Linked DNA regions of Homo sapiens: region 2 is linked to region 1. The links are chromatin loops, found by intact Hi-C in ENCODE. Cell type or tissue: ovary. All regions are shown on one strand. Links, peaks and the distances in the headings refer to the core of each region. The heading gives the core; the rest is flanking DNA. Region 1 has its middle 84 kb from the start of SMAD2. Region 2 has its middle 130 kb from the start of SMAD2.

Region 1 (2,914 bases), core at 94-2,593:
TACTGCTTGAAGGCATCAGAAAGCAATTGAGGAAGCAAGAATTTGTGGGGAAAAATCCAGAAGTAAGCCAAGAAAGGTGAGCCAGAAATGTGGGACCACTTTTCCCCTTGACTGATGGGGAGCCAGCAATTTGGGACCAAATTACCCTAGCTGACTTGCCAAGAGACTGAGAAACTGAGCAGAGCATCTCACAGTCTCACGAGGTTCAGGACATACAAGCGAAGTTTAGAGACAATTTAAGAGGATAGCTCTCTGCCAGGCGCAGTGGCTCACGCCTGTAATCCCAGCGTTTTGGGAAGCTGAAGCGGGTGGATCACTTGAGGCCAGGAGTTCAAGACCAGCCTGACCAACATGGTAAAACCCCGTCTCTACTAAAAAATACAAAAATTAGGCAGGCATGGTAGTGCATGCCTACAGTCTCAGCTACTTGGGAGGCTGAGGCAGGAGAATCTCTTGAACCTGGAAGGCAGAGATTGCAATGAGCCAAGATTGTGCCACTGCACTCCAGCCTGGGCAACAGAGCGAGACTCTGTCTTGGGGAAAAAAAAAAAAAAAAAAGATAAGTCTTGATTTTAAAAACCCAGGCTTTTGGTTGAAATACAAAAGAGCTACACCCTAGTGGTATGAGTGAAGAGAAAATAGGCCAGTACTCATGATGACTAAAGTCATATTGAATCCTGAATGAATTAGGGTGAATTGCTCTTAGCCTCAGGCTGGCAGGAAGTAAAAGCAAATCCTCTCTGAAGGAAGACAGCATTGTTCAGAATTTCAAATTAATTTCTGCTATTTTTCATATGACATCCAGCAAAACCAATAAGCCTTGCCAAAAGACAAGATCCAAACAAAAGCCAAGAGAAAAAATAAATAACATAAATGAACTCACAGTAACTATGTGAGATGCAGATAAGTTAATTTGCTTCACTATAATCATTTTACTATCTATATGTATGCCATAACATCATGTTGCAAACCTCAAATATACACAGTAAAATTTGTTTTAAAAATAATAAAAATTTAAAAAAGAAAAGAAGTTCACAGAATATCCAAATTTGAAAATTACTGGAAACAGATTTTAAAATAACCATAATAGATAAATTCATGGAGTTAAATAATAAGATAAAGAATTCTGGCAGAAACCAGAAAGTATATTAAAAAAACTAAATGTTAAATTTGTAACTAAAACCACAGTATATGAAATTAAGAATTTGATGGCTGTGTTTATAAACAAATTACATTCAGTTGAAGACAGGATTAGTGAACTGGAAGATGGAAGAAAATTTCCAACTGAAGGACAGAATCAAAAGGATAGAAAATGAAGAAAAGAGCAGAAGAAACAAAAAATATGTGATGAAAAGGTATTATACATATAACTGGTGTCCCAGAAGGAGAAGAGAAAGAGAATAGGACAGAAGTAAATTTTAAGGGATAAACATTGGGAATTGTCCAAAACTAATTAAAGAAATCAAATTATAGATTAAGAAGCTCTGGGTACCCCAAAAGAATACACACACACACACACACACACACACACGCACACACCCCTAGGCATATCAGACCAAAACTGCTGAAAACCAAAAAGACAAATCCTAAAAACATCTAGAGAAAAAAGACATGTCTTAAAAGAAGCAACCATAAGACAGACAGCTGACTTCTCCACAGAAATAAAGCAGCCAAAGGTCAACAGACTAGTATTTTCACAATGCTGTAAGAATATAACAACCAATTTAGAATTCTGTACTCAGTAAAATATCTTTCAAAAATGAATCTGAGATTAATTCATCATGTAGACACCAAAAATCAGAGATAATCTGTCACCAGTAGAACCAAATTAGGAAATGCTAAAGGGAGATGAAAATGATCCCAGATAGAATCACAGACATGCAGGAAAAAGTAAAGAAACCCAGAAAAATTATATATGTAAGTAAATCTAAATGAATGTTGGCAATATGAAATAATGCAATAACACTTTTTAATGTGTTTTAAAATATAAATTAAAATATGCCACGATACACAAAAACAGAAGAATAAATGGAATTAAAGTGTTCTAAGATCCTGGGCATGGTGAAAGTACCAATTTATATTAGACTTGTGGATGCATGCTTTTATCTCTAAGAAAACCAATCAAAATAGTTGAATAATGCATAATTAACAAACTACTAATGAAGAAAATGGAATAACAACAACAACAACAAAAACCCAAAGACAGCAATAGACTTACAGTAGACATGAAGGGCTTTAAAGTAAAATAAGATCAGTTACAGAAAATCTGTAAAGTTTTGTAAGTAAATCTGTTAAGTAAGTCTTGGCAAGTAAATGTTGACGCTCATCTTTCACACCAGTAAACAGGGAATTGTATTACAGTGTGATAAGGTACAGTATGGGCAAATTTAGGAGGAGTTTTTCTATCAGATATCAAAATTTACCAAGCTACAATAGTTAAGTCATTGTATTATTGGTGCACAGATAGACAAATAGACCAGGAGAACAGAATAGAAAATCTAGAAACAGACATATAGGTACAGTTGATTGATAATAAAAGATGCGTAACAGAGTGGGAAAAACATTGTCTTTTCAGTATCTGGAGTTGGGTAAATTGGATACCCATGTGAAAAAAATGTGAAACTTGACCCTATCTCACACCACACATAAAAACCAATTCCAAGTGAATTGTAGATTTAAATGTGAAAGACAAAACAATAAAGCTCCTACAAGAGAATACTTTCATGGCCTTGGTGTAGGGAAAGGTTTTTAAAACTTTCCGGTAAATGCTTCAACCATGGAGGAAAAGATAGATTAACTGAACTGTATTAAAATGAGAAACTTCTGTTGATCAAAAGACATCATTAAGAAAGTGATGTCATGGAGCAGAAGAGAAGAAAGAGAAGTAAAAGAGAAGGCCACGGAGCAGAAGATG
Region 2 (2,914 bases), core at 139-2,638, 220 kb after region 1:
GAGGGCATGCAGGCCATCTGGCCGGGTGGGGAGTGCCAGCTGGCAACAGGGTCCACCGAGGCACTGACTCCCTGCCCTGGGGCTCTCAGCAAGTCCAGCCAGCCAGCCTCTGTTTTCCCAAGTGTAAAATGGGTGTCAGGCCATTTGCTTCTGTGGGAGGGCCTGGAGGGCTGTAATTATGGGAGGGTGTGTGAAGTCCTGGGAGCCCTCGATGGGGTTTTGCAAGGAAGCTGCAGACAGCCATGGGTCATGACTGGTTGGGAGAGTTATGAAATTCCTTTAGTAAAAAGAACTATGTGGGGAGTGGGCGGGAGGGGTTGATGGCGACTCAGGAAGAAAGTGTCTGGCGCCCTTGGGAAGACATCTTAGCACACCCCAAAGCCCTCTCTCACAATTCAATCAAGTTGTTCCTTCTGTTCATACCAAAAGGGCCTTTTTAAAATACAATTAGGCTCTGTTTTATTATGTGTGACAGACGAGGCCATTAACCATTCCGACTATTAAATCAGACTTCATTAAAAAAAATGGAAGTAACTGTAAATTGCCTTGGGTCACGATCGTTTAGAGCCGAGACATTTCAAAGAAAAACATTAGGGAGCTCACGACCATGATGAAGTTAATCAATTTGACATCCCACGGAGGGCCGGGTGTGCCTGCACCAGAAGAGCGGCTTCACAGCCTCTCCCCAGAGCCTGCTCCTGGGGAGCAGGGGTGTCTCTGCCTCTCCTCTCTCCAAAGGAGAGCTGGGAAGGCTGTGAAAATAACTTGGAAATTTGGGGGAAAGGGAATTTCTTGTCTCTCAGTGAGGTGTTATTGGTTTGCTTTTCTGAAAAACTATCTAAATTTATCAAATGTGATACCAAGTCATACATAATACATTTTCATGTTTTTGCACCAAAAAGTGACTTTAGAGCTGTAAGGAGCAGTGCTATATAAGTATAATGTATCTTCCCTAGCCCTCTAAGTGGGGTGGGGTGGGGTGGGGTGGCTTCCACGGACTTCCTCATTTCTGGACAGGTTGTGCCCTTACCAGGCATCTACTTCTTGGCAGGAGTCCTGAGGGAGAGAACCCTGCGCTGGGGTGAATCTTGCCCTCCTCTACTTTGTGGGGGTAGAAAAGGGGGGATGGACAGGGCAGTACAGCCCAGAGGGCTACAAAAAGATGGGAGGAAACCCAGCCCCTGCACCTTCTTCTCCCCTAGGCAGTGCTGAGCCCGGAGAGAGCAAACGCCAGTGTTCCTCCAAGGCTAACGAGAGGTGGGGGCTGAGTTGTGTCTGGGACGCATCCTGGCCTTGAGATGGCAACAGGCATGGCAGGGGTGGGGATGGGCGGAGACCACTCAAGGCCAATTCAGGAGGGGTGGGAGCCAGGGTCGGGGATAGGTAATGAGAGGAAGGTCTGGTTGTAAAGCCCTGGAAGGTGGGTTCCTGTCTAAGCGGGAATTTCCTGGCTGGATTATTAGCGTAAGTCCATGGTGGGGGTGGAAGGGGAGCATGTTTATCTGGAAAGCAGAGATGGGAGGAGCGGGCGCCGTCAGCCTCAGAGAGCTTGCCTCTGGGACCTTACGCGCTCTCTCTCTTTTCCCACTGTCCTGCTGATTGAGATGCACCAAGGGCCCACCTGAATGCCACACTTGCTTTCCTTCTGGTATGGCCTGCACAGGGCTCACCTACCTCCTCCACGAAGCCCCCCAGACACTACCCCAGCTGGACCCTCTGCTTGGGGACTCTTTTGCCTCCCCGCTCTGCTGGCACCATCTGAAAGCTGCTAGATCAAGTAGGCCCTTGCCAGCAAGCCTCTGTTCAGTCTCCATCTCTCTCTGTTCCAGCACGCCTTCTTCCCGGTCCTTTGCTGTACTGCTCTAGATCCTTCCTACAGCCCAAGGACTTTGCTGGCCTCAAGCCCCTTCAGAAGATGTCCCCACCCACCTCTCTGGCCTTACCTCCTGCCTCTCTGCTCCAAACTCTTAGCACTTTGCACTGTGGTTTCTTCCGGCCTCCTTGACTTTGCAGGTTCCTTTTGCCTGAACTGCTTGTTCCTGTCTTCTCAGCCCAGGGAAACTCTTTTCAGATTGCTCAGGGTTGGTGACTCACAGTATCTTCCTTCCTTTCTTAACTCTCTTTCCCTTTCCTCCCTCCCTCCCTCTCTCCCTTCCTTCTTTCCTTCCTTCCTTCCTTCCTTCCAACCATCTGTGCCAAGCACAAGATCTCTGCTTCACAGAATTGCAAAGACAATAAAGAAATGTACTGTCAGGTGGTAATGGCGCTGTGGAGAAACACAGGGCAGGGTAAGGGGAGAGGGAGCGAAGGGGAGTGGTCAGGGAAGGCCTCCATGGCAAAGGGGCGTTGGAGCAGAGACCTGAAGGAAGTGAGGGAGTGGTCACTGCCACAGTGTCCCAGGGCCAGGGGCGGGGACATGCCCGTGTGTGTCCCACAACACAGCTCCATGACTGGGACAGCTCTGGGGCCAGTTGTGCATAGTATTGTCACAATAGTAGTTACGCCAATCTGTTTCCCCTGGCCCCTTGAGCCACGCGGGGGCAAGGATGTGTCCTGTTACTCTCGGAATCTGCGCTCTGGAGCCAAGCGCAGCATCAGGCACCTGCAGGCAATTGGCACGTGCCTGTGGATTAAGAGAATGAATGAATGTCTGAACATGGGGAAAAAATGAGCAGATTTCTGGACTTGTGCAAGGCTGTGGGGAGGAGAGAAAGAAGGAAAGATGCATCTGGTTTTCGTATTCAAGGAATTTTCAGTTAATTAGAGAGAAAAGACATGTACACACCTGAAATTAAGACAACTTAAACCTAGTTTAGATATAAAGTTAAATAACTTTAGGTGATACCTTAGAATCCATTAATTCCACATTTTATCCAGGATGAGTGTCAAACACTTCCAAGTCCCTTAGATGCCC

Evidence for each region. A loop is a pair of places that touch in the nucleus more often than their neighbours do. Peaks named below come from ENCODE experiments on the same cell type or tissue, not always from the same donor. Only the 100,000 strongest peaks of a DNase experiment are listed, where the experiment ranks them.
Region 2: it touches region 1 in a loop (2.4-fold over the local background); 1 of 110 quality-filtered maps calls a loop at or near these places.

Annotation. Positions count from the first base shown.
Region 1 is chr18:48,013,476-48,016,389 of GRCh38, reverse strand. No RefSeq gene overlaps it. Among named protein-coding and RNA genes, the nearest start is that of SMAD2, 84 kb to the right of the region's middle. In ovary, for the core only: no CTCF peak of the experiment used is centred there; no DNase peak of the experiment used is centred there.
Region 2 is chr18:47,798,065-47,800,978 of GRCh38, reverse strand. No RefSeq gene overlaps it. Among named protein-coding and RNA genes, the nearest start is that of SMAD2, 130 kb to the left of the region's middle. In ovary, for the core only: no CTCF peak of the experiment used is centred there; a DNase peak (open chromatin) is centred at 1,368; H3K4me3 peaks cover 1,010 bases; H3K27ac peaks cover 2,070 bases.